Regions from separate parts of the Homo sapiens genome. Here region 1 is linked to region 2. The links are chromatin loops, found by intact Hi-C in ENCODE. Cell type or tissue: IMR-90. All regions are shown on one strand. Links, peaks and the distances in the headings refer to the core of each region. The heading gives the core; the rest is flanking DNA. Region 1 overlaps DNM3 (dynamin 3). Region 2 overlaps DNM3 (dynamin 3).

Region 1 (16,918 bases), core at 5,710-13,709, 50 kb before region 2:
AATGAGATAATTTAAACTTAGTATAATATATTGACGTATCTGTTGCTTTTGCTTGATTATCAGCTTTGAGATTTTCCTTAGAGAATGCATGATTTATAAGTTCAAAAAAACAACATTTTGGGTCAAATCATACACATAAGGGCTGCTTTCCAAACATTTGGCAGTAAATTCTGACCTCCTGATTAATGTCAAGTAGTTTACTTAATATATGATGTTGTCATGGTGACAATTACTCAAAAACACAAACATGGAAAGCAGAAAAAAAATAGAAAGAAAGAGAGATGGCTGACAGCTTTCTTATGTATTTCTCCTGCTTTAAACGTATTCCACTAAGGGGTAAGAAAGATAATTTTTCCTTGCATGCCTTTTTATACTTTTTGAATTTTGAGCTATATGAATATATTGCTAATTTTAAAGTGTTACATTATAATATTTTAAAATTTTAAAACAAAACTTTGGCTTTGTTTTATAAATAAAATCTCTTAAAAATTTTTCTTTTGAATTAAAAAATATCAGATTTCCCAGAATAATTTACTTCAATCTATTTTAATCTATACTGAGATCATTATGTGAGAGTATTACTCTTTTCTTTGTTTTCAGGGCTTTGCATAAGGTGACTTGAATAATATATGCAAAAGATATTTTGTGAATGAATACTTGTGAAATCTTTTAAATATTCCTTTAATACAGAAGCATATATTCTTTTCAAGACACTTACATAAGCCAGTTTTTGGTAGAATTCTGCCTATTCATGAAAGCAGGCATCCTTGAGACTTATTTTTCTTACAGCTTTACTGAAGTATACTTGACAAATAAAAATTATATCTATTTAAGGTGTACAATGTGATGTTTTGATATATGTTATGAAATGATGACCACAGTCAAGTTAATTAACATGTACATCACCTCACATCATTACTATTTTTGTGTGTGTGTGCAGTGGGAACACTTGAGATTGAGATCTAGTCTCTTAGCAAATTTCAAGTTTACAGTGCAATATTCTTTTTTTGTTTTTTTTTTTTTTTGAGACGGAGTCACTCCGTCACCCAGGCTGGAGTGCAGTGGTGTGATCTTGGCTCACTGCAACCTCCATCTCCTGGGTTCAAGCCATTTTTCTGCCTTAGCCTCCTGAGTAGCTGGGACTACAGGTGCATGCCACCATGCCCAGTTAATTTTTTGTATTTTTGGTAGATACGAGGTTTCGCCATGTTAGCCAGGATGGTCTCAATCTCTTGACCTCGTGATCTGCCCCCCTTGGCCTCCCAAAGTGCTAGGATTACAGGCGTGAGCCACTGTGCCTGGCCAATATTCTTAACTATAGTCACCATGCTGTACAGTAGGTTTCCGGAACTTAGTTTGTTGTATTACTGAAAGTTTGTACCCTTTGAGCAACACTTCCCCATTTCCTCCACCACCCCCAGGCCTCTGGCAACAACATTTTCTACTCTCTTTTTCTATGAGTTCAACTATTTTAGATTCCTTGTAAGTGAGATCATGCACTATTTGTCTTTCTGTGTCTGGTTTATTTCACTTAGCATGATGCCCTCTAGGTTCATCCGCATGGTCACAAATGGCAAGATTTCTTTCATTTTTAAAGCTGAATATTTCATTATTTCATATGTATGTATTTCATATGTGTATATGTATGTGTATATATGTATATATGCACATGTGTATATATGTATATATGCATGTGCATATATACACATGCATACATATATATACACACACACACACACACACACACACACACATCTCACATTTTTTTTTATCCATTCATCTGTTAAGTTGTTTCCACATCTTGGCTATTGTGGATAATGCTGCAATGAATGTGGGGTTGAGACTTTATAATGAACTAACCACTAACTGAGCTTTTTCAAATAAGAAAGTACAGTTGAAAACAACAGTAGCTTCCTACTTAAAGTAATAAAGGAAAAGGGGAGAGAATTCGTGTTTTATTTGTCTTTTTCCTTTTCTCTCTCTATTTTCTTTTCTTTTCTTTTTTTTTTTTTTTGAGGCCTTACTATGAACCAAAATAATATGACACAATCTAAGGTGACAGGCAGTGTTAAGGTCTGTGTTCAGGTTAGGGTGCTATTACTTAGTATTACAGCCAGAGGATCAGAAATACCCAAGTCCTCTGAGACTACAGCAATCACTTCCCCTATGGTTGCTGAGGATGCAATAATGGCAAAGAAAAGCAAAATAACACCTTGTTATTTTCTGGGGATTTGTCCCCAAATCTTAGTGCAAAAAACTCTGGCCAGCCAGGCCAGACCATGTATCTGGAGCAACCACTTCTCCTGAGGTGGTGAGGCATAGGTAGCTTCAAATCAAAGGAGGCCTTTACTATCCCAATGTTCATACCCAAGTTTTTGCGTCTTATCATATTCTAACCACACATAAAAGGACATCAGCCTTGACCCTAAAGATGCCAAGCACATGACGGTGTAAACCAGAGGGACAGCTATGCCTGTGTGTGCTGATCTTTTCCTGTTAATCCCTTTAGCAAGGGTGGCCCAATCTACCAAACCATAGCCACTCCTGCTCCTGGAGGACAGAGGCAGTGTATGAGGAAGGTAGTGGGAGTGGTTTTAAAGGACCCTTTTTCCTAAGGGCATCAGACATGGTAACCCTAGGGTGGTCAAAAGTGGCTGGGCTACACTGCAGTTCTTCTAGTCATTTGTTTCAAAGCCCAAAGCAAGCATGCCTCCTGTTTATACTAATGGCACATGTAACCCTTTTTGTCCTGAGGCTGAGTACTTGGCACAAACACAAGCTGGTCATTTTAACCAAGAGTACAATGTAGTCTGGAGATCCAGTGTTATTAATTGTCCATTTTCAGCCTATCTAAAGGAGCAATCTTAGTAAATCCACTTACATGTATGTGCATGTTAAAGACCTAACTGGTCTTTAACCTGATTCCTTTTTCAAAAATACAGCTTTACTGGGTGAAGTGTAAATGGAAACTCTCTACTATTCTTCCAATGCTTTGGTAAGTCTAAAATTATCTCAAAAAAGTTTTTTTAGAAAGTGGAAAATAAAAGATAGAACAAAATGACAATCTCTTTCAGGGGAAAAAAAGGTGAGAGTAACAGAGTAAAGATATTTTACTTTAAGGAAGTAAAGATATTTCTGCATGTTTAATATTTATACGCATACACAAAATACAGCTTTTATGATACCACACTGCTCAAAAACTCTTAGTGACTTCTTATAATTTATAGGTTGCAGTTCAAATTTGTTAGTCTTGGAATGTAAAGGTCTCTTAAATTGAGCCCCAGCCTACCTTCCCAGCATTATAGGTTACTATTATCCTGCTCCAGATCCCTAGCCAAACTGGGCTCCTCCCTGACCTCCAGCAGGGATTTCCCCTTCTACCTCATGAAATCTACAGCAACCAACGCTGCAAGGAACATTTAAATTCTTACTTCCTTCAAGAAGTCTTCCCGGATCACCTCCAACTCAAGGTAATACTTTATTCCTCTGTGACAAATGTTGCATAGAAATCTTTAATGCTTCTTTAAAATATATTATTTTTAATATTCATGTTATGTGCTTATGTCTCATCTCTCCACTAGAATTTTTAAGCTATTCAAAGTCAGGACCTTATATATTTTTTTGAATTCTTCACATTGCCTAAAACCTTAATTAATTAAGGAATCCCACAAACTTTTATCAATTATCTTTTTTGTGCCAGGCACTGTGCTGGGTGCTTGGAATATAAAGCATAATAAAAAGATTTCTTAAGGAAGCCTTTCTTGTTTCCCCCTGGCCAGCTTAGAGGGTCTCTCTTCCGAGATCCCATTGCATCCTGTCCTAATCACTATCTTATTAATACTCAGGGGTATTGCACCATATGGTTTGTGGAGTATGTGTCTGTTTCCTCCAGGATGCAAGCACCTTAAGAAGAGACACTTGGTCTTTTTTCATTATATCCCCTGAACTCAGAATAAAAATGTAGAAATGCTCAATATATGTGTGCTGAATGAGAAACTGCAGCTGAAAGTTGTGGTTGGTTAGTGGAATAATTATAGCTGATACCCTCAATTAAATAGGTGATTAGCTTTCAAACAAAATACATTCTTGTGATTTCTTTTCTTTCTCCTCTTCCAATTAATGTATATTTTTAATCATCATCACTAAAGTACCTCACGACATAAGTTTTATATATGCTGTAATATGAATACATTTGCCATCATAGTGATCACATCATATATAGGTACTACAGATATATACAAGTTTTTTGAATTCCAGGAACAAATGTGCACTGCCAATTTGATTATCTCTAGCTATAGGTATCAAGTTAGGATTAGACCTGGATCCCCTGAAGACAAGTAATCCAACGTGGGTTTTAATCTGTTTTTGAATTCTAAGTATCTAGCGCAAGCAAGGTGCCTAGAACATAGTATACAATAAAAAGTGTTTGCAGAATTAATTATATGAATAATTACATTTCCCCATCCTACCCAACATATTTTTTTGCTAGTCATTTTAATCTCATTTTTTTATCAAAGCTGCTAAAAAATAGAACTTACTCATTTTAATTTTCTACTACTCTTCCTGCCTTTTTGCTCTAAAATCCTAAAATGCCAAAAGTGGGAGCTTGAGACTAAAAAGGAGCAACAAAGATTTATGTCATCCAGAAGTTCATTCTCAGATCTATATAAATGGCAAAGCATTGCATTCTTTTTTTTTTTTAATACTTTAAGTTCTAGGATACATGTGCACAACATGCAGGTTTGTTACATATGTATACATGTGCCATGTTGGTGTGCTGCACCCATTAACTCGTCATTTACATTAGGTATATCTCCTAATGCTATCCCTCCCCCATCTCCCCACCCCATGTCAGGCCCTGGTGTGTGATGTTCCTCACCCTGTGTCCAAGTGTTCTCATTGTTCAGTTCCCACCTGTGAGTGAGAACATGCAGTGTTTGGTTTTCTGTCCTTGCGATAGTTTGCTGAGAATGATGGTTTCCACCTTCATCCATGTCCCTACAAAGGACATGCACTCATCCTTTTTTATGGCTGCATAGTATTCCATGGTGTATATGTGCCACATTTTCTTAATCCAGTCTATCATTGTTGGACATTTGGGTTGGTTCCAAGTCTTTGCTATTGTGAATAGTGCCACCATAAACATACGTGTGCATGTGTCTTGATAGCAGCATGATTTATAATCCTCTGGGTATATACCCAGGAATGGGATGGCTGGGTCAAATGGTATTTCTAGTTCTAGATCCTTGAGGAGTCACCACACTGTCTTCCACCATGGTTGAACTAGTTTACAGTCCCACCAACAGTGTAAAAGTGTTCCTGTTTCTCCACATGCTCTCCAGCACCTGTTGTTTCCTGACTTTTTAATGATCACCATTCTAACTGGTATGAGATGGTATCTCATTGTGGTTTTGATTAAAGCATTGCATTCTTAACTGAAAATTGCTGATTCTTACTAACAAAGGAAATCTCATTTTTTTTCCATATAATTGATGCCCTCACTTATTTACTTGGGACAAACAGGTACATAATTTGCCTTCATAGAATTATCAAAATCAGTGTACTGAAAATTTAAATGCAGTCACAATTATTTAGTTCATGTTGCTCCAAAATATCACATTAGGAACTTGAAGTAGAGAGACTTCGAGTTGTTAAACTGTGTCTTGATAACTCATATTACCACAGTAAGATTTTTTTTAAGTGCAATTTCCTGCAAAGTGGAGATTAATTCCTGACGCTTTGAGGTTTTGGGTTCTTCAGATAAAAGACTACAAAGGGAAAACATGAACATACCATCTCCGGGAGTAATTATACTCTTTAGCATTCATGGATGTTATGCTATTTTCCTCAACATTAGCACAACTTTGCCCTATTTCAGAATAAAACAAACATTTCCTTATGGCTTTAACTACCTATATCATAATTCACTGTGCAATAGCTTTCAGTGCTAGGATGTTAGGTAAATACTTGATTAATGAGTTACTTTAGATTACTAATCATTAAATATGGTCTCCCTTTTTTTTTTGTCTTTTCTTAAAATATTAACTACACTGGGAAAGCAAGAAAGCACACCTGCCATTTCCTCACTATGGGCTATCATTTCTCCTTGTATGTGTTAACACAGAGAATAAAGGAGAATCCTGTATATTTTAACAAAAGGTTTAGTGGTCATAGCAGGGTGAATGCTTTAAATAGGGCTGAGTATGCAATTGTTCTATTATCGAGACAATTGCCTGATTGAGAACAGCTCTCTGGAAAAGCTCCAAGTATGTGTCCAGATTACCACAGGGTGCTTGGAGTGATTAGAATTGCTCATGAGCAACCAAATGCTCTGGCTTGTCTCCACTAAGCAATTGAAGTATATGGGATCCTGAGAGACATGACTTAGTTGAAAGTATTCTCTTCCTGTTCTAGCTTTCTTTGCCTCACTGGAAATATTAAATGCACAGCAGACCTCTATACAGGAAGCCCAAATGCAGACATTAGGTTTGCAAGGTGTCCCCAGCCAACTCCACATGAGACAGGCCCCTCACACGGTCTTATTGCCTATAGAGTCCTGCTCTGATGAGAACTTTCAGACATTTTAAAATTAGGCATAGATTATCAAGCTGCACCAAATTGCCAAGTTGCAAAACCCGAAGATTATCAAGGGGTTTCTTGGTAAAAGATTATCAAGAAGGGGTTTCTACTATGTTGTAAGAGGTGAAACTTGGCATACATTTTAAGACGAACATGGTCCTTTTGCATTTGAATTTTCAAAGGTGCAAATAATTATAAGTCAGGGATGGTGAAAATAGTAGTAGTCTTTGGATATATACATTAGCTTTTTTCTTTTGAGCGCTCACCATAGTATATCTTGCTCAGTTATCATCACCATGCAATTTTTTTTATAAGACAGAATCCTTCCCTATTTCTGCAATTTGTTTGGAATGAAATTCCATATTGAGGGGATATTCCTCCATTGCAGATACTTTTAAGAAGAAGCCTCTCTACCAATTCTCCATCAACCTGAATGAGCTGAGTTTGGGTACTCTCAGAGCTTGAATGGGTCAAATACTCCTTTATTTGCCACTTGGGCTCCTAATTACCCCAAGTCCTGTCTTTTTAGCTACATCTCTGTGACTGCTGCTTCTCAGAAGAAAATGATTCATTCTGTTATTTTCATGAAATCATGAAGAATCCCATAATCTTTTCATCCTATCATTGGGCATTTAGTCTTAGGGAAAACAACATTTTGCCTAAGGGTGTTTGGTTTTCAAATGGTTGAGCCTGACTTTTTGGCTTCTAAGGCCATGGCCACTAATGCCACTGAGCCTTGATCAAATTGCCCTTAAAAATATTGTAGTTAATATAAGCCTTTGAGTTTGGCTTATATTAACTAGAATATTTAATTCTAGAAATTAATATTACTAGAATTAATAATAACCAGAAAGATCTAGGGTGACTTAAAAGAAAACTTCATGAACAAGATTGACTTACTAGAAAGCATGTTTGTAGGCATGAACATAGGTTAATATTATTCCATTTACTGGCTGAGTGATGTCAGGCTAAGCTGTTATTTGATGTGAACATCAGTTTCTAATAACTAAAAAATGGTTTGTTGTGATATTTAAATGAACTATCCATAATTTTGTTTCTTTTTTCTTCTTTTGAAGAATTTTGATTTTCAGTTTTAACATCAAGGAACCAAGGGCAAAACTTAACAGCATAATGTTGGGTTTTACAGTGTGCAAAGAAATCCCTTGAAGCTCTGTTTATAAACTTAGTTGCATTTTTTTCTAAGTATGTTTAGGAAGCAGATTTGGAAGGAGCTAGAGATCTATGCACTACAAAGCACTAGCTTCTAGATCAATGTTTTCAGCAGGGAAGGATTAGGCAGTAGAAGAATATCACATGAAGATAAGCTAGAGAGTTTTTTGTTTTGTTCTATTTATGTTTTAAATTCATATACATTGAACTTTAATATATGTTAAATACTTATTTTTAAGTCCTCTCAATATCAAGTGGAGGTGCCATTAATATTCCCATTTAGTAGATAAGGAAACAGGCTTGGGATGTCAGATATCTTGCCTCATGTCTCATGGCTAATAAATGGAGAAGCTGCTATGTGAACACAGATGTGCTAGACTTAAGCATTTAACAACAAAGCAGGAGGGTAAAGATGCACGGGGCCCACTCTGGAGTCAGGTCACCACTTACTAGCTGTGAAACTTGGGTTCTTAATCTCTGGGTCTCTTCAGTTTCATATCTATAAAATGTGAATGTGAATGAAAATAGGATTAAATGAGTTAATGTGTGTAAGGCTCCTAGTATGGGGAAATGAAATATAGTAAGAACTTCAGTGTTAATTGCTGTTGTCAGTATTACAATTGTTTGTTAATGACAGTCATTTTAGGGTAATCTGTTTAGAATTTATGAATGGCATATCACAATGCTGTTTTTTTGTTTGCTTTGTTTTTCTGACTGAAGGAGCCAGGGAGCATTTCAGTAGGCATTCTCTACATCTCACCTTCTCTAGTCTGCCCACAAATCCCATCATAAATTCTTGCACAGTCCATGTTTGAAGAAGACTGACTGGTGCATTGCACCTTTTTATAACTAAATCATGGAGAAGAAAAATTGCATTTCTGAGTTTCTAGGGGTCATGCCAACTCTGTCTTCATTTTATACTAAACTAAAAAATAGAGGGGAAAAAAGATCTGGCTGAGGTGATATTTCTATACTGTTAGAAATAGTGACGTTATTTTTCATGAGCCTGGAGTTTTTAACTTCTGCCCATTCTTTAATTCATGATCTCTTCTGTATGCTGGTCTTGTTTGTTTGCTCCTTTTCAACATAACTTCTGAGAAATAGAGATTGATTAGTTTTGTGCCTCAAAGGACATACCTCCAATTGCTCTAATAAGTCCAAAGGAAGATGTGAGGAATAGCACATAATTCCAAACAGAAGAGGGTTTGTAGCTGGTATGAATTAACTACTGATCTTGATTCTTCCTCCCTATACTTACTCTATATTACCTTCTTTATTCAAGTTCAACTATTTTGACTTTTGGGGACATGTAACAATAAAAATGCTTTCTTTCTAGTTATTATGATCATGTTATTGAATAATTCATTATATATATTTTTAAATGGAATTGAATGCTGTATGATAAAAGTATATGAATAGTTTTTGCATTAGAAGGCAGAAGAAAGTATGTGAGTTGAATATAAGAATGAGTTCCTCTGAGTAAAAAGTTACATTTCGGAGAGGTATGACTGCACCTACCTATTTACTACAGAAAATAGGTTAGCTGTGCATTTTATCCAAACTTGTTATTTACTTGTCATTTTCCATTTAAAACAGTTAGGTAGAGTAGCTGTATACTGTCTACAACTGCTGTGCAGAAAGACCTCAGTGCCAGCTTCTCCTTGGTGTAGAGTGAAGAGATACAATCATGCTTTGGAAAATGTGTTGATATCAACCTTAGACAGAAGGGTTAGGCTGAAGACAATCTCTCACAATGATTGTAAAATTGACTTAACCAATACTTACCGTGTGGTTATCTTCAGTAGTGCTAATTTCTGTACTCACAAGATAGATAGAAGTAAATAGGACAGTGTCAAAAAAATTTCTGTAAATAGTAGTTATTGAGTCTTTATTCTCTTCATTGCAGAGGGAAGCTGAGAAAAGGGGATGGGGGATTATATTCCAGACACAAGAAATCTCCAGTATGGAGGTTTGGGAGCATCAAAGAATGGGACTGGAGAACAGCACCTGGTGCCTGTTGAGTAAGAGGTGCTTGCTGCTTATTGAATTGATAAATATTTATTGATGGAGTAAACAGGGTGCTGTGAGAAGAATGATGGGAAACAACCCTCTGGGATGTAACAGGGAAAGGGTAGAGAGCCCCCTAAAGAACTGAAACTCCATCTTCTCAGTAAGTAGTTAACAACTTGGGTGCTGCTGCCTAGTGAGGAAGCCCAAGTTCTTCATAGGTGTGTCTCCAGGCCTTCACTTATTCATTTTTGTTACATCTGCAAATACAGTAGTCCCCCCTAATTCACAGGGACTACATTCCAAGACTCCGCATAGATGCCTAAAACCACAGATAGTACTGAATCCTATGCATACTATGCTTTTTTTCCATCTGATAACCGAGACAGCTACTAAATAACTAACAGGTGGTTAGCAAAGACAGCATGGATACGTCGGACAGAGGGATGATTCATATCCCAGGTGGGATGATGGGAGATTTCATCATGCTACTCAGATTGGTGCACAGTTTATAACTTATGAATTGTTTATTTTTGAAATTTTTCATTTAATATTTTTGGACCACAGCTGACCACAAAAGAGTAAAACTTGGGGAAAGCAAAACCATGAATAAGGGGACTACTATACTTACTACTGTATTGATATCAGCCTTATGCTGAGTTGGTGGGTCATGTGACCAATAGAGAAGGGTACAGTTCTATGTAAATCAGAGATAAAGATAAGACACAAGATGTGATGTAATGCCAAGCCAACCACCAAAGAAAAACTGCGGAATTTAGTGAGTTATTGAAGCACTTCCCATCCCGAGTAGGCAGGACAGCATGTGTGGTTGGGAAAACATTTCTTCTTAAACAAACGGTGATGCAGTGCTGAAGAGCTACTGAAGGAAGAGTATACACTCATTTCCAGTTTTTCCAAACTTGGCATTTTTAACCATTGTTGGCCTTTTAACCTCTTTTAGTAATTCTATCTATCATTTGTGCTATGCACATAAAAAGATAGTAAGCTACCATTACAGGTGGTGAATAGCTCTGGAAGGGGTTTGAGCAAGGAAACAATTTTATGAGGCTTGTATTTTAGAGAGATTATTCTGGTAGAGGTGTGAAGGATGGATTGGAAGGAGGAAAACTTGGAGAAAGGGAAAACATTTCAGAAGTGACTGCAATGTGTGAAAGATGATGGATGCTAGAACTAAGGCACTGACGGTGAAGATGGAGAGCCAGGGATGGAAGAGGGATGTTAAAGTAATAGAATTGATGAGCAGTTGCTAAGGGAGTTGAGAGAGAGAAGAGTCAGGGATGACGCCAAAGTTTTTGTTAAAGCAAGTGAGCAGAGTGGCAGTGTCAATAACTACATAGGGAATCTAGAAGAAGATGCAGGGGGTGGGGATGTTAAATGTAATAATTATTTCAGTTTTGGATATACTGAGATTTACACACATATAAGTCATTCAGGTGAAGACATCCAATTGAAAATACAAAACTTAGTCTCAAAAGAGAGCTTTTTTTTTTTTTTTAAACAAGGTCTTGCTATGTTGCTGTGTTGCCTAAGCTGGTCTCAAACTCCTGACATCAAGCAATCCTCCCACTATAACCTCCCAAAGCACTGGGATTATAGGCTCAAAAGAGAGCTTGAAGTCCCCAAATGAATCAGGGAGAAGTCTAATTTCAAGGAATGATTTCAGGGTAAATTTAAAAAGGAAAGAAAATTATGGTTAGATTTACTTCTCATTAAAAGTATTGAAGTTTAGGGTTAATAGTTGAGATAATTCTTAGCATTAATGTTTGCCTTTCAAGGATTTAATATTCATTAATTTTGCTTGGCCTATAATTTTATATTTTGCGGTGAACATAAAGCATATTCATCCCTAACTGGAGATCTCTGCAGCTTAAGTCTTCTGGATCATATATGGCCAGGACCAAGCCAGGACAATAGTATTTAAAAGCCAAATACCTAAGAGGAATACCAAACTAGAAATCCATAACTCTGGAATGCCAAACTTGAAATTATGATGAGTTACTGGTGATACCATAGTAGTATGTTAATAAGAAAATAGTATGTTAATAATAGTATGTCATAATAGTATGTTAATAAGAAAAACTAGCTCTGTTGATTTCATTGACTAGAAATATAAATTATGTTATTCTTTATAAAATATACACTCTGCAAAATGAAGACTATGCTTTAGAATATTAGAAAATATTTCTTAAAAGTACAGTAGCCGAACCTGAAACAAATTTGATGGTTGAGTATAGAATGATTTTTTTTTCTCCTTTTTTTCCTGGGCTTGAGTCCATCAGCTTAGGAAGGAAATATAAATTAATGGAACCTAAGTTTAAATTTTAAATCCAAGGTTTTGAGACCTGTCCTGCTGAACTGTGGATCCATCGTGAATATGCTCTGTTTTGAAATAAATTTGTCCATAAATGATGGAGGAAGATTTCAGACCAAAAAACACTTTTTTCCTTGGCTACATCTGAGACTTGGATACCCACTCTTGATTTTTGCTGTTTGGTTTAGAAGGGACTGACAAGTTACACGTTGTTGATTTATCTTCCTTGGCTGACATTTTTTAACAAATGTCTCAGTGTTAGAGTTGGTGTTGTGCTTGATGTTTTCTCTTCTTACTCTTTAATATCACTTGTTAATTTACCTTATATCAGAAAAAGCATGCAACATATGTGTTAGTAATGATGTCTACTGAGGGAAGATTGGCAGACTATCCTATGAATGGTATGTAGACTGCAAGTAGATCATTTTGTGTTTTATATTTTCACAAATGGGTGAAGGATATTGCTGTTTCAGGTTTACTCTCTAACATTGAGGGAAACTACAATAGGAATTCATTATGAATATTAACAAATATTTTCTGAATAAGATATCACAAAATGGTTCAGAAAGTTTCCATAATTTATCTAAGTGGCTTTATATCTTTCAAGAACAGAAAGTCGAATAGTGGGATCAGCATCAAGTTGTGGATATACTGATTTTTAAAAATTATTATCTTATTTCATATGGAGTAAATTTAGTTCATTGAAGCATACAGCATTCTAACAAAACAAGTACCAGGGAATTTTATTTCTAACAACAGTTTACCAATCTAATGGCCATATACCCTCTCCTGACTTTAGCCAGGCACCTTACAAAATACTGCTGTTGTTCACACGGGAGACAAGGAGATGAGTATGACTGGATCAGCAGAAATGTATTCCTACTTTTGGAAAAATAATGAAAAGCACACACACTGGCTCTGAATCAGTAATATCTTTATTTGCAAACAATAATCTTCTTTTACTAATTATGTATAAACCTTTGTTTTCTTCTTTAATTTTTACAAGTGATTACAAGTAAACTGATATAGCAGGGAAATCATATATTTCAGTGCCTCAAAACCTGTTAATATTGATTTATCCATTAGTTATCATTGAATACTTACTATAGTTGTAGATTGTGCCATGGGAAAAATAGAGAAAATGTAAGGTATGATCCTAATTTCTTAAAGACCTGACAGTAAGAAATGGAAGTATCCATTCATATATTTAATTTCAGTGATGTTAGAAATCCCATATTCTTTGAAGCTAAGTAAGTGGTATAGATAATAAGTACAAATAAGAAACTGGAGGAAGGAGATTCCTCCAAGAACTAATAGCAAGAAATAAAATTTTGTGAAGGAGATGGGAGCTAAGGTGCACTTTTGGTAAACATTTTATTATAACAAATTTCACACGATCAAATGTTGAAAGAATTTTACATTGAATATTAGTATGCTCTCTACCACACTGTTGACATTTTACTATACTTGCTTTATCACATATTTGATATATTTTAATGATAGGTAGAAATTGGACAGGTCCAGCTAAAAGGATGAAAGTTTGCTCAAGAGTGGGAAAAGTTAGAAGGTAGATTTTGTGGTAGACATGCTCCAGTGGTCTCTATACACATTCTTTATAATCCCCTCTCATGTTGTTTCAGGATTGGTCTGTGTAACTGTGGTAGGCTAAGTAATCCCTCCAACCCTCCCAAGGGTGTCCATATTTGAATCCGTAGAACCTGTAAATATGTTATCTTATATGGCAGAAGTGACTTTGCACACGTGATTTGTGAATAAGTTAAGGATTTTGAGATGGAGAGATTATTTTGGATTATCTAGGTAAACCCAGTGTAATCATAGGGTCTGTTTAAGGGGGAGGCAGTAGATTCAGAGTTGAAGAGAAGATATAGGGTGGAAGCAGAAGTCAGAGAGGAGAGAAGATACAATTTTTCTGGCTTTGAAAGTAAAGAAGCTATGAACTAAGGAATGTAGGTAGCTTCTAGAAGCCAGAAAAGGAAGGAAACATTTTCCCCTAGAGCTGGTCATAGGAATGCAGCTCTGCTGACCCATTTTAGACTTATGATCTCCAGAACTGTAAGGTGATAAATTTGCATTGCATTAAGCCACCAAGTTTGTGTTAATTTGTTACTGCAGCAATAGGAAACTAGTGCCGTGACCAACAGAATATGGCAGGAATTAGGGCCTGTAAATAGCCAGGTTAGTGAGCTTGGATGTTTCCCTGGTCAGATCTTCAGATGATTACAGTTCCAGTCAGGAGCTTGACTGCAATCTCTGGGAGTCCCTGAGCTAGAATCACCTAGCTAAGCCAGTTACAGATTCCTGACCCACAGAAATGTAAGATAATCAATGTTTACTGTTTTAAACATCTTAGTTTGGGGGCAATTTGTTATGCAGCAAAAGATAACTAATTAGTACAGAGTGAAAAGGTAGGTTGAGAGGGATTGTGTACAGTTTTGAATGCTAGACTCATTGCCTTCTCAGTGGGGAACCCCAGAAAGTTTTTAATCTGTGAAGTGACCAACTCAAAATAATAGCAAGATTGATCTATTTGGATATATTATAGAAAAGAGGTTGGAGGGAGGAAAAATAGATGTAGTAAATTTAGATAATAATATTAGATATTGTAACGAAAGCCTGCTCTAGGGCTATGAATATAGGAAGGGAAAGGAAAGAACATAGATCAAACTACAAAGAAACTCAGTAGGACTTGGTGACTGAAGGTGCTTAACGCAAAGGGAAACTGAGGAATTGGCGATGGTGTGTTTTGAGTTTGAGAGAACAATGATATAATTCTGAAAATGTATTTTTTTCCAGTAAGAGCCAGTTTTTCAAAGTTTCTTTTGCAGTAGTCCTCTCTTATCCATGGTTTTGCTTTTGCAGTTTCAGTTACCTGTGGTCAACTGTGGTCCGAAAATAGGTGAGTGTTGTACAAGAATAGAGAGAGAGAGAGAGAGACACCACATTCACGTAACTTGTATTATAGTATATTGTTATTATTGTTCTATTTTATTATTAATTATTGTTATCAATCTCTTACAGTGCCTAATTTATAAATTCGACTTTATCATAGCTATGTATGTATGGGAAAAAAGACATGGTATATTTAGGGTTTGTTACAATTCAAGGTTTTGGACATCCACTGTGGATCTTGGAATGTATCCCCTACACATAAGGGGAAGTGGGGGCGCTACTGTACTTTCTAAAACCAAGTTGGATAATTGAAAATGTTGAGAAAGAAGTTTAGGATAAAGGACTTCATTACCTGCCTTGTGGGGGCTTAGAAATGTAAGATAACTAAGAGACAAAATTACGGGATGAGAGTAAGAGTTAGGGATGAGACAATAGGAGTAAGGGAAGTAATGTTAAAAGATACCTAACTGTGTGTTATAAAGCACTTTGGCTCTGAGTGGACTTATAGCCAACCCAGGGGAAATGCTAACAGTGATGTGGTTTTGGTATCCATAAGACAAACACAATCTGAGAGAAATGTCTCCATTGGATCTTCCTAAAGGTCATGCACATCCTCAGTATTATCCTGTGGTAAATACTATATTTTATAGGGTTTTTTTCCCTTAATGTGCCCAATGAATATACAGTCATACATTGCTTAACGATATAATTATATTCTAAAAGTTGTGTTATCAGGCGCTTTCTTTGTTGTCCAAACATCATAGAGTGTTCTTACACAAAGCTAGATGGTCTAGCCCACTACATGCCTAGGCTGTTTGTTTTGTTCCTAGATTACAAACCTGTAAAGCCTGTTTCTGTACTGGATACTGTAGGCAATTGTAACACTGTGCTAAGTATTAGTGTATCTAAACATATCTAAACAGAGGAAAAGCTACAGTAATAATACTGTCATATAATCTTATGAGACCACTGTCATTGAAGGTGTGGTCTCTTCTCAACTAAAATGTGGTTATGTGGCATATGGCTGTAATAAGAAGAAGAAAAAAATCCAATTCCAATCCATCCAACACACTGGTGTTAAAAAATAAACTTAAATCTTAAGAAAGTGTCCAGAGATTGATTTTTCCATTGAGAGTAATTTATTCATTTATTTAAAAATATTTATTGAGTATTTATTATGTACTTGAGTCTGTATAATTCTGAGAGTACAGTAGTAAATTTTTTACATATATGAAGTGAAGATGACTGGAGAGGGGAGTAGGAGGTTGATGTGTAAGTCAGAGAATCCACAAGTAAGGAAGGGATAGGAATGAACATAGATGAAGCAGTTAAAAGAAGCAAGGTAGTAAGATAGTGCATGCCGTGATGATGAAGAGAGGGAGAGAGACAGAGAGAAAGGGTGTGCAAGAGATACAGCAAGAGAGCAAAACAGAGAGAGAAAGAGAGACAGAGAATGGACCCTGGTTTACTTCAACTTCAAGCTGATGTTACAGAGATATCAATGAAAGGAAGAAAGAGTAAGTCACTGGGTTTGATTATTAGTTGATCATCAGTGATCTTTAGGATTTCATTGTCAATACAATGGTAAAGACAGAAGCTAGATTGCAGGGGGTTAAGGGGTCACCTTATGGAGATGAAATAGAATAAGTCTTATTCCAGCTCCATGGGCATGTCTCTATCGCTTTATGTCTCAGTCCATAAAATAGAGCAAAAATGGTGATCCTCCTCTAGTCTAAAATATAAGGAATGCTTTGAACTGCTGGGTGAGCTAATACTCTAAAGCCAGGGCGGTGATAGTAGTTATCTGTGTGTACTTTGAATGAAACTGGACTTAGAATGCTGAGCTAGTTGTTTTGTGGAGCCTACTTTCAGAATGTCACCTCTAATTTTGCATTCATGAAAAGCATTCTCCTGCCTGGA
Region 2 (16,918 bases), core at 5,423-13,422:
GGTGCAGTCACTGAACATATTTCATATGACGGAAAATAGCTTTGCAGAAAAATTAACCTATTCCTTATCTTTAAACAACGTTGCCTTCAAAAATTACCAACTCATTCACAAGCATTACATTTTCTGAGCTTTTCACATTTCTTAATCTTATGGTGCACAGTCACCACAGGAGAAGGTGTGATATGTCATTTAAAAAGCCCAAACCTTTCGCTTTGTATTGTCACAAGGAACTAAAAACAAGGCAAATAAGTGTTTCAACTTATGCTCTTAGAAATTATTTCTTAAATACCACAAACTGATTTGGGTATATCACAAGGAAAGATCAGATAATTCTAATCCATGCTGAACATGTGATTTTGAAACAGAAACAGTAAAGATGAAAGGTGAAAGCTCCCATAGTAGGACCAGTACTGGAAGAGAGAGAGAGTGCTTTTTGACTGATGTACTCTCGCCTTACCTGAGTCTTTTGGTGTGAAATCATGGTCTTTTAGCACTGGAACAAACCTTAGAGATCGTCGTGTAGTCAAACATCTTTTTTTTGTAGATGAAGGAAACTAAGGACTGGAAAGGTGAACTAAGTTGCCCAGGTCAAAGAGCTACTTGGAGGAAGAAAATCTGAATCTCAAGAAGTTGGTTTGCAAACTTCTAAGTCCAGTGTTCTTTCTTCTCTTTCCACACACTGTTTCTTCCACTGAACTCTTCCTCTGAACAACAGGAGAGCAGCAGCAGTAATAAGTCCAGCACCATCAGGTCCGGGCCACAGCTGATTTTTAGAGGAGGCCCCTTGCACACAAACCAAGTTTGCTTCTGGCCAATAGACCTAGAAATTACAGGCTGATCTTGCTTTACTCCTCTATACGTGCTTCAGAAATGACTTCTTTGCAGAAACTGTGTTGGCATGGTTAATTAAAAAGCATTGTTAGAAGAGGGCACAAGGGGAGTGTCATTCCAGGTGCTGGTAATGTTCTGTTTCTTGATCTGGATGTGGGTTACATGGGAACATTCAGTTTGTGGAAATTATGTGATGTATATTTCTGGATATTTCAACAAAAAGTTAAACAAAGCTTACAGAACAATTAAGAATCCATTGTTACAAAAAAAAAAAAAAAAAAAAAGCCTATTGGTGGCCGGGCATAGTGGCTCACACCTGTAATCCTAGCGCTTCAGGAGGCCAAGGCAGGTAGATCATGAGATCAGGAGTTTGAACCAGACTGGCCAACATAGTGAAACCCCGTCTCTACTGAAAAAGCAAAAAATTAGCGAGGCATGGTGGCAGGTGGCTGTAATCCCAGCTATCGGGAGGCTGAGGCAGGAGCATAGCTTGAACGTGGGAGGTAGAGGTTGTGCTGAACCAAGATCATGTCACTGCACTCCAGCCTGGGCAAGAGAGCAAGACTCTGTCTCAAAAAAAAAAAAAGCATATTGGCATCAGAGAAATTAAATACCTCTAGAAATGATTCTGCAAGCACATTTTAACAATTTTTAAACAAAATTTTAAACAAAAACAGCCATCATTATTTGGCATAGCAAGAGTTTTACTGTAAAGCAAATTTAATCACTCCTTCAGGTAGAAACGTTTTCCTGATACTGTGGCCTTCCTTCATACTGTGTAACTGCCAAAGGAATCACTTAAAAATAAAAGCTATTATATGCTTCTTACATCTTTAGACAATGGGAATTATTCTAAATTACAGCTGACAGAAAGCATTTTTTCTATTCTTCATTTGACTTTGTGTTGTATATCTAAGGACTTGAGAAATTGATTTCAAAATTTCATGGTAACTTGTCATAATCCTTATGGAGGAAAATAAAACATAGAAGTTGGTCTGGCTGGGCAATATATTGTCCTACTTGTTTAACTATTGCTGTTAACAAAGAAAAGTTTAGGAGGGATAGCATTAGGAGATATACCTAATGTAAATGTTACGAGTTAATGGGTGCAGCACACCAACATGGCACATGTATACATATGTAACAAACCTGCACGTTGTGCACATGTACCCTAGAACTTAAAGTATAATAAAAAAAAAGAAAAAAAAGTTTGGATACATATACATACATATGTACATATATACACATACACACACCTCATCCCCCCCACACACAAATAATTGGCATACGGTGAATATATTTTACCACTAAAGCTGTACTAAACATAATTAGATATGTTTGGGATAAGTCAGAAGTATTTTCGAATCTTACAGTAACTTAATTATTATATACTATAGTTAATATCCTGCAGCTATAAAAATGACTGGGAACAAGCTAGGATATAAATTTAAAAGTAAATGCATAGGAGTGTGGGTATAGAAAGATCGCTGAAAAAATTAATACTTATAAATCAGCCATTTTTTTTCAATAGTAACACTGAGAGAATGAGAAAATACCTGCAATTAGTGTATTTTAAATTAGTCCTTCTTTCCTTTTACAGCTGCCAGTGGAGGGCATATTGATCAGAGAAAGGACCAAATAGACAAAAATGCAGAAAACAGATCTATGGTGTAAAGTGCCGAAGTAATTGATCCTTACCTAGTAAATATTCACATATGTTAACGTAAGTTAATACTGTTAGGAAACTGAGACCAATTTCATAAACAATATGCAACTATTTGGAAATTTCAATTATAGATGCTCAACAAATATCAAGTAAGCACATTTAAACCTAAAGACGAGTGTTCGGATATTTCAGTGGAACATTTTAGTATTGGTTCTGACTGTAATAATCCTGGCCAATATGTGTAGACTCTTTTAGTAGTCATTGTTTCCAAGCTGATTGGGCAGAGACCATGTCTATTGCACTTTTGAATAGCAACTTGAATCCTCTTGGCTTCTGGAACATATAAAATAACAATGTTCTCCAGAAATGCTGCCATTTGGTAACTTCTCTTTGGAGTGCAAACTTAAATTCTTGGTTATAAGTAGTATGTGCATATGCCCCGGTGTCCACATGCACAGATCTCTATGGGCATCAAATAAGGTATGCTTGCTGGGAAATAGAATGATTTTTGAATGCATAAGAACCCAAAGAGGATGACATAAACTTAGCGAAGTTTTCAAGCTCCAGTCTTTATTATGTATGTATGTTTTAAATTAAGGAGCAATCCAAAGGTTGAAAATCAGGGAAATCAGAGGCAGTTAATTTTATCAGAGAAAAAAATTGGAAGATAAAAGCTTTGGAAGATATCAGAGCAAAAATTGGAAGATAAAAAAATGAGAGGAATAGCAAAAACAAATTTTTAAGGTAAAACTATAAATTTTCTTTTGAAATTGTACATATTCGTTGGACTCAATAGTCATCTTCTCTTACTGGAACTAACTAAGAGTTAGTCCCTGTGACTGCTTACAAGGCAGAGCCAGGTAATTGATGCGTCAGAAACCTAGCTGTTGAACCACTGTGTGAATCTTTAGGCCATGAGGCTTAATTCTAATTTTAAGCAGATTTGGCTCTTATAAATCCTAAAGAGTTATAAAGCCTTGAGTTATTTTCTTGAAAATATCTGATAATTCAATTTATAATTTATTCTTAACACTCTCTTTAAAAAAAAAAGAAAGAAAACTTAAAGTATAATAATAATAAAATTAAAAAAAAAAAAAAGAAAAGTAAGGGACCAGATCAGGGGTAGAACAAAGCTGCAGACATATATTTTTCAAACCTGCTGTCAAGGAAATCAGAGGCATAAGAAAACTTGAACAGAATCAAGAAATTTACCATTTAGTTATAAAATTAGATGCAGCATTCCATATCTCATCCAAATATAATAATCTATTGGGAAATCATATTCAGGAGTGGCTTCTCCATCGAAGGTATAATTCCCTTGGAAGATTCACATGTATTTTATACAGTTTATCCCTAAAAATGTTTAAAGACAAGTCTGTGTAAAATGTGAAGTACTTGACTTCCTTATTAGTGACTTTATCTGAGGCATGGTCTACCATAGTAGTGATTACACTGCCCATTAACCAGTGAGTATTGATCTATTTATTCCTGAAAATTTTCCCTCCCCATTTAAAAATAAGCAGAAATAAAAACCTGGCTTCGTCATTTGTGATGGATGCTAAAGTCATGACTAGATAAAAGACTTCAATTTATCAGTTTATGTCTGAAGCCGAAAACTACTTGTTGATCTCTTAAATTCAAAAGGTTACTTGGAAACACTCAAGGCCAAATTGGAGAAAAATGATTAATCCATTTTAGTAAGTGCTTCTTTCTTATAAATGGAATTTAACTCCTTGGGCAAATGTAACGTTCTTTTTACTTCTGTGATTGCTAAAGTTTCTTTAGGATAAACATAGAAAAGAAATGGGAGTAGAGGGAATACACACACACACATGCACACACACACACACACACACATGCTGCAACCACACAAAGCACAAAGCAATTGTTGAATATGTCTGTGACCTTTGTTTATGTTCATATTTCAAAGTCAAGATAAGCCAATTTTCCCACCTAGAGATTTTCCCTCTGTAATTGGATATGTATCTAGATATTTACTATCATAATGGATTCTGGAAATGACACTAAAATTTCATTTCACTACCAGCCAACCAAATTTCTGATCTTTCAAAAATTAGGTCATTTAAAAGCTTTGCAAGAATCTCAGTTTATTAATTGGGGTGACACATTTATAGTTATTGGTTACAATATCAATGGAATCTTTCTTAATAAAACAATGTTCTCACTATAATTATAGTCCACAAGCACTATGAGCCACATAGTGGCATTTAAGATGCTCTCACCTTCTTCAGCCTCCTTACACCTCACTCTTAGAGCATCACTACTATCCCTTAAAATATGGAAAGGTGGAGAAATCTTTCTGAGCTTGGGCACTTCCACTAACTCTTATTTTGCTGCTGGTCCCTGTCCCTTTGAGGAGCAACAGCACTAAAAAGCTACTTTCAGAGATCCAAAAACAACATGGTTCGTGGAAAGCCATGTATTGGTATGGCTGGGGCCTGCCAACCAATTGTGTTCAGTCCTTTACTCTCAGAGATATTTAAAATCTCCTACTGGCTCCTTTTGTGTAGCGGTAAGTGAAGATTCAATGGGACAAGGCTCTAAATGGACTGGAGGCCTCTTTTCCATTAGAGATGTGTTTCCTCATAGACTTTTGTCTTCACACTTTATTTTCTTGTGCCCACTGCCTCTTATTCGATCATTTGTTGTTTCTATTCTCAAACTCTCTTTCTTCTTCTCCTAATTTTGTTTCTGAAAATTTAGCCTGTATCTTACAATCTACTATATACCAGGCAGTGCTCCACTCTCTCCTTACTTTTTTAACTACAGCCTATCAACCAAAGTTTATTCTATGGTTGACTTCCTCTCAGGAAAAAGACTGAGAGGAATAGACAAAACTTTGTAAAGAAATGTATGGGATGGTTGTGGGAGGGAAATCACAATGAGTGCATTTGGAAAAATACATAAACTACCTGTCTTCTTATGTTCATGATCATATTTTAAACTAGAATGGTTAACAGCTGTGTCTTTCCTGAATTATTATAAGCTAGTTTTATAGTGAATAACATTCTATATTTGTTCAGCGTATTTTAGATAATGAGGTAGGAAAAATTTCTGTAGTATATTTATTCCTGCTAAAATAGATTATGGTCTATAGAATCTGGTTATCCGCTATTTAAAATGTTTCCTACATGTTTGAGGGTTTCAAAAGTGTCCTTTTCATTTGTGGAATTTAATTCTATTCTCTAGACATAATCTCAGTGTTATATCATTACAGAGAGTACTTTAGTGAACAGTCAAATAGGAAGAGAGTAAAAGAAGAACACTGGCATGTTGAGCCAGACTCTTAAGAAAAGCAATTAATAAGAAAATAGCTCTGTAGCCCAATGAGAATTAAATAGTGAGATTAATAGAAACTAAATAATTGGATGGTTTGGGTTTGGATTATGTACATGAAGATTTTTTTTTTTAAAGTGAAAGAATTTTGTTCTTTGTTACACTGGTAACATTAAAATTAATGAGTAAGGGTAAGGAGGACTGAGGAATTGAGGTAATTTGTGGTTTCACTGTAACAAGGTGAAGAAGACAACTTTTGGCAAGTTTTTTGTTGGCATATCTGATTTGCACTAATATGATGTTATTTACAATATTTATCCCACTTAAGTGAGTATTTGCATATTTTACTATAGAAACGTGGGGGTTTGTGGTATATGATATATACAAAATATTACCTTTATAAATTCTAAAAAAAATCTGAATTCTGAAATATATGTGGCTCCAAGGACTTCAGATAAGGAATTGTGGACTTGCATATCTATTGACTGTTGGGAGGAAAACTTTAAGAGGTATTATGAGTGAGCTATAACCTCCTCTTTAATAAGAAGAGTCAGTAACTGTTGTCTAAAGTGGTTAAGTTGAGAAGTAAAAGTATAAGCATATAATATAGTGTTATGGATCAGAATATCTAAAGAGAAATTAAAAGAAATTTCTCTTTGAAGTAGAGGTAAAGAGGGTTGGAGCGGGAGACTTGCTTCTCATCACACCTTCTTCAAAACTATGAACTGTTATCATGTGCATGCATTATTAATACTTTAGTTTTAAAAATTAAATTAATTATTTCAACAAACTTGCCTTGAGTTTATGTAATGTGTTAGGCATGGTATCTGGAAGCGTGAAAATTGAAACCTTTGTCTGGGCACAATGGCTCATGCCTGTAATCGCAGTGCTTTGGGAGGCTGAGGTAGGAGAATTGCTTGAGCCCAGGAATTCAAGACCAGCCTGGGCAACATAGAAAGATCTCATCTCTACAAAAAATAAAAAATAAAAGAAAACTAGCTGGGCATGGTGGCATGCACCCCTGGTCCCAGCTGTTCAGGAAGCTGATGTGAGAAGATCGCTTGAACCCCGAAGGTCAAGGCTGCAGTGAGCTGAGATTGCATCACTGCACTGCAGTATCACTGCACTCCAGCCTGGGTGACAGAGGAATACCCTGTCTCAAAAAAAAAAAAAAAAAAAAAAAAAGAAGACGCTCTCAAGAGTTCTAATATGTAAAATAGACTTGTAAACAATGAGGCTTGATATGAAACAGTAAAGTGATCATTTTTATAGCATTATATACAGAGAAGACAGTGACTACTATTTTCCAGCTAAGAGAGTGTACATCTAGGTGTGTATGAGGGTAATGGGCCTGGTGAACTGTAGGAGAGGGAAGAGGAAAGTCAGTCAAGGGAGCCTTCACAGAGGTGCTGGACCTTTTTAGAACGCAAAAGACTCAATCTGAGAGGCGTCAGAGGGAGACAGACACAAGGTGAAGATGTAGAAAAGTTCTTGATGGAGAGCACTCTTCCATGCCCTCCTTGTAGCTAGAGAAAACCAGGCTGTAGCTCCTTTAATTTAAATCTGCCTTCCCCAGCAAACAAGAAGCTATTTGGATATTTTGTTTTGTTTTTCCTGAAGGGTGACAGTAGAGGGTGGGAAAGGTACATTTTACATAGGAGATTTATATCTTAATTTTACTCTCAAAATAGAAGACCCTGAGAAAATACACATGAGCAGGGAATTTTTTAAAAGAAATTCAGTTTAAAGTCAGCTTTTTCTAGATTGCAAGTAAGCTGTGTAGAGTAAGGGAAACATGGCTCATCTGGCCAGGGTTCTAAAGTAGGCAAGCTAACTAAATCTCACAGGAGGTCTTCGAGGAGAGCAAACCCAGAATTCATTGCATTAATCCAGCCTAAATATTTTAAGGACATGAACAAATATGATGATGTCATTGAAGAGAAAGGGTTGTTTGCTTCCATACCCATTTTGGCAGCTGTAGCAGCTGTGGTATCTCTTCAAACACTCAGATTGTAGGTTAAACCCTAAAGTTGAGCCTTTGAGTTTCAGGGCTAGATAGGAGTTTCTTGAAATACCAGCCTTCTGATATAACAGAAATTATGACAGAGGAGCTGTATACAAATTGGCTATAATGGGGAGTGATCAGATACATTGTGAATAAATACAATATACAAAGAGTTAATATTAAAAATATGGAGAATGGGGGAAAACTCAAAAAAGAGAGCTCAAGAATCAATGCTTCAAGTGCATGTAGAGTTAAGAGTGCACATGGGGGAGGCAGTGAGGCCTCTGACAGGTGGTAGGGGAAGTAAGTTGACAGATGAGCTTTATATTTCTTGAAAATTTTCTCTTTATCTCAGTTCACAGAGGCGGATGGGAAAGGAACAGATGTCAGAAACAGCAGTGATTCTCAGGGAAGATTAAATGGTAGAGGAAATGGAGATCGCATTACCAAATAAGATGGGAAGGGAAAGCAGTGTGTTTAAGTAGAACTAGACAGAATGACCAGGTGGAATTTGGATTTGAAGTTTTAGGGGATATCATGTTAAAGCAGTAAACACCAAGCTATCACAATCTGACCCGTTGAGATTCCATTAATTGATAACGATGATGAGTACTTCTTTATTTGTTAATAAAAGCGTGCCATAAAGAATAGGCACATTAAAGTTTTCATTTAAAAATACATGTATTGTTCCATTTCAGAATTGTTAAGAAGTTGAAATATTCTTATAACATTAGAAAGAACTAAGGTTTAGGAAGATTTGGGATTACGTGAGAGTTGCTTGTATCACATCATGTTACTTTTCATTCAATTTTCTCCTTCATCAATCCCTCTTCCCTTCTCCCCTTTTCCTTCTTCATTTTTTCTCCTTATAGGGACATATGGAGGTATGGGAACTCAGACGCAGTATTCAAAGAAAAAGAATGTATTATTAAGAAACTTGGTCACATTATTATTATAAAAGTATACATTCACTAAGAAAACATTTACATAAGAAAAGTACTCAATTAGATTTCTGGTCTATATATAAAAGATCTTCTCAACCAAAAACAACTTGAGGCTGGCATTTAGAAAACCTGAGCTCTAGTTCTACCCTATCCCTCATTAGCCCTATGACTTCAGACAAATCATATGCCCTCTTTGGCTCTCAGTTTCTTCAACTGTGAAGAAGAGCTTAGATCATGTCTGTAATATATATGTTTTAATTATTTGAATACCATAGTCTAGGTGGTGATCTTAATGCAAGCAAATGCCGTTCACTTTAACAATCCACAGGGAAGAGATGGGAGAGATGGTTCCAAGAGCAGAAAACTATCTTGGTAAAGGAATTCCTACATTTTTATCCATTCATTCTACTAATACTAAGTAAACATCTGCTGTGATTTCCTATGCCTGGGAATGCATTTCTTCCAGATATCCACATTGCTTATTCCCTTGCCTCCTTTAGGGCTTCACTGTGTGGTCATCTCGTGAGGACTTCCTTCTTTCCTATTTAAAATTATGTGCATGCACACACCACACTGTCTCTCTTGCTATCTCTCTTTCTCTCTCCAATTCTGGGACTCCCCATTCCTCTTTCTGTGATTTATTTTTCCCAATAACACTAAATACTTTCTAATATTCTAAAAAGTTACCTATTTATTTTATTATTTAAATCCCCCGTTTGAAATTAAGATAAAGACAAAGACTTTGTAGGGTTTGTTCAATGCATAGAATAGAGTTTATCACATAGTAAGCCCTCAGTAACAGAGTTCAAGTCTTAATCATCAAGTAGCTGAGGAATTCTAGACTCATTGCGAGTATATTATTTCAATGGGAATAGATAAGGAGACTAGGAAAGTCAGAGATAGTAATGGATTCACAATTCTGATTTTCAAACATCTTGAGCAACAGGATCTTTGTTTCTGACGAAAACTCATGTAGAAGCCACATGTGAAGAGTTAAGTGCAGACTTGGTCTAAGTGAAACAGGTGAAAGAAACATGGCCACTTGCTTTAGCTAGAATCACTACCTAAACTATGGTATTCACATCATAAAGAATGTACACGATGGATATATGATCCAAGCTCTTGCTTTTCTCCTGCCTCCTCAAGGTGGTCCCTGAAGAAATTCTGAACAGATTTTCTCAAAGTTGCCTAATATCAAAAATTACTTGGAACACTGGTTAAAAACACAGATCCCCTGGGGCTTTGCCCCTGGAAAGGAAAGGGAATATACCAAGAAGTTGGTGAAGAGGCCAAGGTTTGCATCAAGGAAGGTGATTATAGAGAACAAGAAACATCTGGATTTTCCGAGGCTGAATAAAGAGAAAGGTTAGCAAGAGGACAGGGGTCTACTTAGTAAAGTCATTTCAATGGTGGTCAGTCACTTACACTTGTCTCCCACATAAGAAGAAAAAATTGGATCCTGGTTTGGGCTGAGAATTGGATATGTTTAAAAAGAGAAAAACAAAGCCATATTTAGGGGTTTGTTTTGTTGAATTTTATTATTGACAATGGCGCCAAAGAACCAACATACAACCACTTGAACTAAATAGAACATTAACAGAGTTCTAAACATTCAAACATATGATGAAGGGAAAATTCCACTAGTCAAAGATCTCAGAAGAGATATAACTTGCTCATTCACCGAAAACTTGTACACAAACAAAATCTAGAAAAAGATGTATGTATGATTCTTGTCCTTCTCTATTATCAGTTTCTTTTTAAATTTTTTAAGTGTTATTTTGTTTTTTACACATAGTAGTTGTATATACTATGGGGTGTAATGTGATGTTTCCATACACGTATACATTGCATAATGTTCAAATCGGGGTAATTAGTATATCCATCACCTCAAACATTTATCATTTCTTTATAGTGGGTACATTCAAAATCCTCTAACTATTTTTAAGTATACAGTACAATATTGTTAACTATAGTCACCATACTGTGCAATAGAGCACCAAAACTTATTCCTCCTGTCTAACTGTAACTTTGTATCTGTTGATCTCTTCCCATCCTGCCCCTAACCCCACCTCTCCAGTCTCTGGTATCAGTTTCTTTTTTCTTTTCTTTTTTTTTTTTTTTTACTATCAACAGAACCTCATCAAATTATCTCATTTAATGGTACCACCTCTCCAGGCATATCGGCAGGCACCAATTGGCAGGCACCATTGTATATCCATTCTGTCATAAAAAAAATCCCATATATCACTATAAATTTTTGACCATTAGTCTTTATAGTTTTTTACATTCGTTGAAATATAACTTTTCTCTGAGAGCATCATATCCTCAAAACTATCTCAAATAGAGGGTACTTTTGTCTCCATTACTCCATCTCCTCTTGGATGTCTCAGATTCCTCAGCATCAAAACATCTAAACTGAATCTCATGGCTCCCACTGAACCCATGACTTGCCTTTATCTATTGTTCCCTATTTCAGTGAATAGCACCTCTATGTCCAATCCATCATTCAATCTCTGTTTTACCTACTAAATAGTTTTTAAATACATATACTCTTCTATTCTCCAACCACCTTAGTCCAAGAAACCACTGTCTTCTTCCTTGATTATTGTAAGAGCTTCGTACTTGTTCTGTCTACTTCTGGCCATTCTGTAAGTCTTCTCTAAGTGTAGCTCTCATCAATCACTTCCTTGATATTCCCACTGCCACGGTCCCATTGTGTCACTTTGTCTGGGCCATTGGAGTAGCCAACACTCCAGTTACCTTAGTCTCTGCCATCTTCTATCTACACTATATTTTTATACCAGCTTAATCTCCATAAAGCGTACATGTCTCCCAACTGCTTTGCTGCTTACTGAATTTAATCCAAACTTCTTAGTTTAGTGTTCTCTTGACCAGTAATACCTTCTCCCTATACCTATGCCTACCCCAATCCTACCCAACATGCAAGACTCCTGTGGCTTTTCCTGACCTCTATTCAGCCTGATAGGCTATTCTGCCATTAGAACTCACAACACAGACTTAACTTTCTTGTGAGCAGTGTCTTATCACATTTATATCAGCAGACACACCTTGCACTGCCCCTTTCATATAGTGAATCCTCAATGCACTTAATGAATTTTAGTACATTTTAATTTTATTTGAATAGGTTTTTAGACTTTGAGTTTCAGGAAAAGGCTAAATTACTGAATTCATTTTAGTATTGTGGAAATCAAATGGAAACCACCCCACATATGAAAACATAGCTGTACTCTATTTGTTTTATTTCAAAGTGATCCAGGTCCTTTTACCACCAGAGAGGAAGAAAGAGGATTAAGCTGAAATTAATGTTTTGATGAAGATGAGGTGGATGGTAAATTGACCCGAGGGAAGCAAAAAAAAATCAACTTGCCACATGTTAGCAACCGAGACCTCATGATTGATGTTCAGTGACTTGGAAATTCTCTCCAGGGCAAACTGCATTTTCACTGCTTACTTACATACATTTTGAGGCATAGATTAATTTCAAAACAAGAATTTAAAGCTAGGAGGAACCTCAGACATCAGCATAGTTTGTGGTTTTCAAACTTTTCTCTCCTTTTCTGTTTTTAAACATTAGAACACTTTATTCAATCAAAATCTTCCATGAAATCCCATTGTATAAAATAAATAAAACCAGAGCTGTCTTGGTTAAAGCAGGGTGCGAGCCCAGGATCCAGCCCTCTTGCCTTGGGGCTCTCTAGCTTCCATGGTGGCCCCTGAAGCATAACAAGAGAATCTCTAGAAGGCTGGTGATCTCAGTTTGAAAACCAAGGATCTGGTCTTCCCTCTCATTTCTTACAAGTGGAAACAGGTTCAGAGAAGCGACATGATGTGCCCAGTGGTAGAGTCAGGACTAGGACTCAGGTTTCCTGCCATGCAATGCAGTATTCTCCTCCAATTCCTCTTTGCTATTTTCTTTGGTGGCATGTCCCTCCTGTTTCTTCTTCCTCTTTTTTTTTTTTTTTTTTTTTTTTTGAGATAGTCTTGCTGTGTCGCCAGGCTGGAGTGCAGTGGCACTATCTTGGCTCACTGCAACTTCTGTCTCCCAGATTCAAGTGATTCTCCCTTCTCAGCCTCCCGAGTAGCTGGGATTACAGGCGCACCACCACGCCCAGCTAATTTTTGTATTTTTAGTAGAGACGGGGTTTAACCATGTTGGCCAGGATGGTCTCGATCTCTTGACCTCATGATCCACCTGCCTCGGCCTCCCAAAGTGCTGGGATTACAGGCATGAGCCACCGTACCCGACCGTCCCTCCTTCTAATGACCTCAATTTAGTCTTTACTTTTTCCCAGTGTCAGCACATATGATCCAAAAGGCCTTCTGAACTTCTATCAATATTTTGATAGCTTCTATTCTCAACTCTTTAGTAACTATTACCAAATGACCATTTTTTTTTTGCCATAACTCTATCTCTTAAGATACTACCATATTTCCCTATAAAAATGCATTAACAAGTTGGTAACATGTTGACCATGGTAACATCTTGAGCCCAGGAGATGGAGTTTACAGTGAGGTGTGATTGTCCACTGCACTTCAGCCTGGTGACAGAGAAAGACCCTGTCCCAAAAAATAAATATAAAAAATTCCAACATCTTATCTCACCATTCAGAGAAAACCTCTTTTAAACATCTGTCTTTCAATGAAAATGCATGAATTATATATATGATATATATATGAATTATATTATATACATAAATAGAATTATGCTATTTGTGCCATTCTACAATTTGATTCTTTCAGTCAAGAAAACTCTTGGTGCTCTTTCCACCAAATATAGATTTATTACTCTCTTTTATAGTTACACAGTGTACTTTTGTATGAATTTATTGTAATTTATTTAACCAGCATCCTATAAGTTTAGTTTCTAGTTTGTAACTATTTTTTAATGCTGTAATAAACATCACTATGCACATATAATTGCATCCAATAATCACCTCAGGATAAATTCATAGAAAAGAAAATGCTGGGTCAACAGATATCTTCATTTTAAATTAAAATATCTCTAATATTTATTGTAAACAAAACCTTTAAACAAAACAAGACAGAACACAGACAAGTATCAAAGTCTCCTCCAACCCCCTAGCTGTTATGCCAGTCTCCAAAAGAAACCTGGTATAGACTTCAGACCTTTAGTTCAATATAAAACTGTAAACATAGATACTTTTAAAAAAGATAGTAGATTACAGAGTACATACTTAACTATAACTTATTTTTAAACCAAATAATGGATTCTGACCAAATTTCCACATCAGGACATATTGTACTAGCTCTTTTCTTTTTTGGACTGCAGAGTATTTCATGCACAGATGAAAGGAAGCAAAATGTGGTGGCTAAGAGCATGGACCCTGGAGCCTGCTCCCTGCCACCAGGCATATGACCTTAAGTGTAAGTCGCTCTGTGCCCTACTCTCTACATTTTTAAACTTCGATGATAAATACCTACTTCATAACATTATTGGAAGAATTAAATGACTAAATATATTGGAAATGCTTAGTACAATAAGCACTCAACCAATGTTAACTATTATTAATATGTGTCATAATTTTTTAGCTAGTCCCCATTTGATGGGCATTTATTTTCAGTTTTTCAGCGATAATGATGCAAGTCATATTTCATATATGTCCATTTGTGAAAGCATTTCTTTAGGGTATATTACTAAAAATTAAAAATGGATTTACTGGGTCAAAATAAAGACACATTTTGTTTCATTTAAATTTTTTAATTTTTTTATTTCAATAGCTCTGGGGGGAGGTACAAGTGTTTTTTGGTCACATGGATTGTATAGTGTGAAGTTGGGGATTTTAATGCACCCATCTCCCATGTAGTATACACTGTACCAGTACGTAGTTTTTCATTCCTCACTCCCCTCCCACTCTCCCCCTCTCTGAGTCTCCAATGTCCATTATACCACTTTGTATGTCCTTGCATACTCATAACTTAGCTCTCACTTACAAGTGAGAATATGCAGCACTTGGTTTTTCATTCCTGAGTTAGTTCACTTAGAATAATCACCCCCCAGTTACATCCAAGTTGCTGCAAATAACATTTCATTCTTTTTTTTTAATGGCTGGATAGTATTTTGTGATATATATATATATATATATATATATATATATATCACATTTTCTTTATCCACTCGTCAGATGATGGCCACTTAGGCTGGTTCTATATCTTTGCGGTTGTGAATTATGCTATGATAAACATACACATGCAAGTGTCTTTTTGATACAGTAACTTCTCCTTTGGGTAGATGTAGACACCCAGTAGTGGAATTGCTGGATTGAATGGTAGATATACTTTTGTTTGAGAGATCTCCATACTGTTTTCCATAGAGGCTGTACTAATTTACATTCCAACCAGCAGTGTATAAGTGTTTCCTTTTTACCACATCCATGCCAACATCAATTGTCTTTTGACTTTTTAATAATGGCCATTCTGGCTGGGGTAAGGTGGTATCTCATTGTGGTTTTAATTTGCACTTCCTTGATGATTAGTGATGTTGAACATTTTTTCATGTTTTTTGGCCATTTGTATATCTTCTTTTGAGAAATGAAGATAGATATATTTTGAATTTTGATGTTTTCACATCCACCCCTCCTCCAAAAGGCTGTGCCAGTTAATATTCCAGCCAATGGTGTATAAAAATATCCATTTCCTCACATCTGGTCATAGTGGATATTATTAGTCTAATATACAAGTTCACACACATGTGTAATTTTAATGTGCATTTCTTTGGTTATTACTGAAGTTTAGTAACATGTTTTATTTAGCATTTGTCTTTCATTATCTGAGAACTACTAATACTCTCCTTGACACTTTTCTATTAGGGTGTTTATTTTTTTAAACAGATTTTTAATGGCTCTCTGAGTATTATGGCTATTAACTTTTATTCATATATATTGCCAATACTTTTCTCAATTTATCATCTGTTTTTCAATTTTGTTCATTATTTTGCCATGAAGAAGTGTGTCATTGCTATGAGTCTTTTATAGTTTCAGGTTTTATGCCAAATGTCTTTTTTTTTTCTTTTAACTTCAATCTTCCCAAATTGTCATCTATTTTGTACTCTGGGGCTTTGAGATTTGACCTATCTAAAATTTCTATTTTGTGGGGAAGGGTAGATGAGAAGCCAGTTGTCCTAAAATTATTTGTTCAGAAGTCTGGTTTGTAATGCCGCCTTTATCATAAACTAACTTCTCAGGTCGGTTTCACTCTTTCTTCGCTCTCTTCTATTCACCTGACCTGCCAGTGGACTTTTACCACAGGCTTCTGTTGTCTAATTTTTATATTAAATTTAAATCTTAATATTTGAAGGGCATTTTCCCTCTGATTACTTTTGTTTTCTTTGGTTATTGTTTAGAATTTTCCTGGCTATTTGCAACTGCCTGTTCTTCAAATGAAATTTACAATCATTTTGTCAAGTTACCTCTCATAAAATTGTTCCAAAGTTTTTTTGCCTAAGATTTTATTATATCACTGTATAATTTAAGGAGAATTTAGAACTTTAAATATTGAGATTTCTATCCAAGATCTGTTTCTCTATTTCAGCTTTGTTATATATCCCTCAGAATAATTTTATAAATGTATTCATATAAGACTGCACATTTTCTGGTAGGTTTATGACCAGATGTTTTTTAGTAGATACCCTACGTTCATTTAATGGTTGATTTGGAGTGCAGTCCCACAAGTTGAGTCTAAAGTGTGAAAATAAATTTTTTAAAATTTTTATCAATCATTGTCACCAAAGACCTCTTCTTTTGCCACTTTCTACTATGAAACACACTTTTTCCAAGTGGCTCAATGCAAGCTGTACCTCAGAATCCTGTCATTTCTAAATAACATCTTATCTATATGCTATTTCCATGAAAAGCTAGTTTGGCCAAGATTTTGCTGTAAAGTATCCAACGAGTTAGGCTTTCATTATTTTTCTGGTCTTACTTAATGAAGAAACACATCTGGGAAATCAATGAGTATTTGAACTCACTGGGCTTCATAAACACTCTAAATTCAGTCAACCAACCATTATGCTTAATTCACATTCAACCAACCAACAATTATTGAGACTTAGTATGTTCAGAATTCTAGAACTAGAAACATTTCTCTACTCTGGAGTGACTTATTGTGTAATAGGAAAAACAGGTATAAAACAAATAA

What was found. Peaks named below come from ENCODE experiments on the same cell type or tissue, not always from the same donor. Only the 100,000 strongest peaks of a DNase experiment are listed, where the experiment ranks them.
Region 1: a loop joins it to region 2, with 5 times the contacts of the local background. A loop is called at or near these places in 1 of 110 quality-filtered maps.

The regions. Positions count from the first base shown.
Region 1 is chr1:172,162,234-172,179,151 of GRCh38, forward strand. All of the region lies in intron 14 of DNM3 (dynamin 3), which reads left to right. Among named protein-coding and RNA genes, the nearest start is that of DNM3OS, 26 kb to the left of the region's middle. In IMR-90, for the core only: no CTCF peak of the experiment used is centred there; DNase peaks (open chromatin) are centred at 6,298 and 10,298.
Region 2 is chr1:172,212,424-172,229,341 of GRCh38, forward strand. All of the region lies in intron 14 of DNM3 (dynamin 3), which reads left to right. Among named protein-coding and RNA genes, the nearest start is that of DNM3OS, 76 kb to the left of the region's middle. RefSeq lists a silencer at 16,532-16,732. In IMR-90, for the core only: no CTCF peak of the experiment used is centred there; no DNase peak of the experiment used is centred there.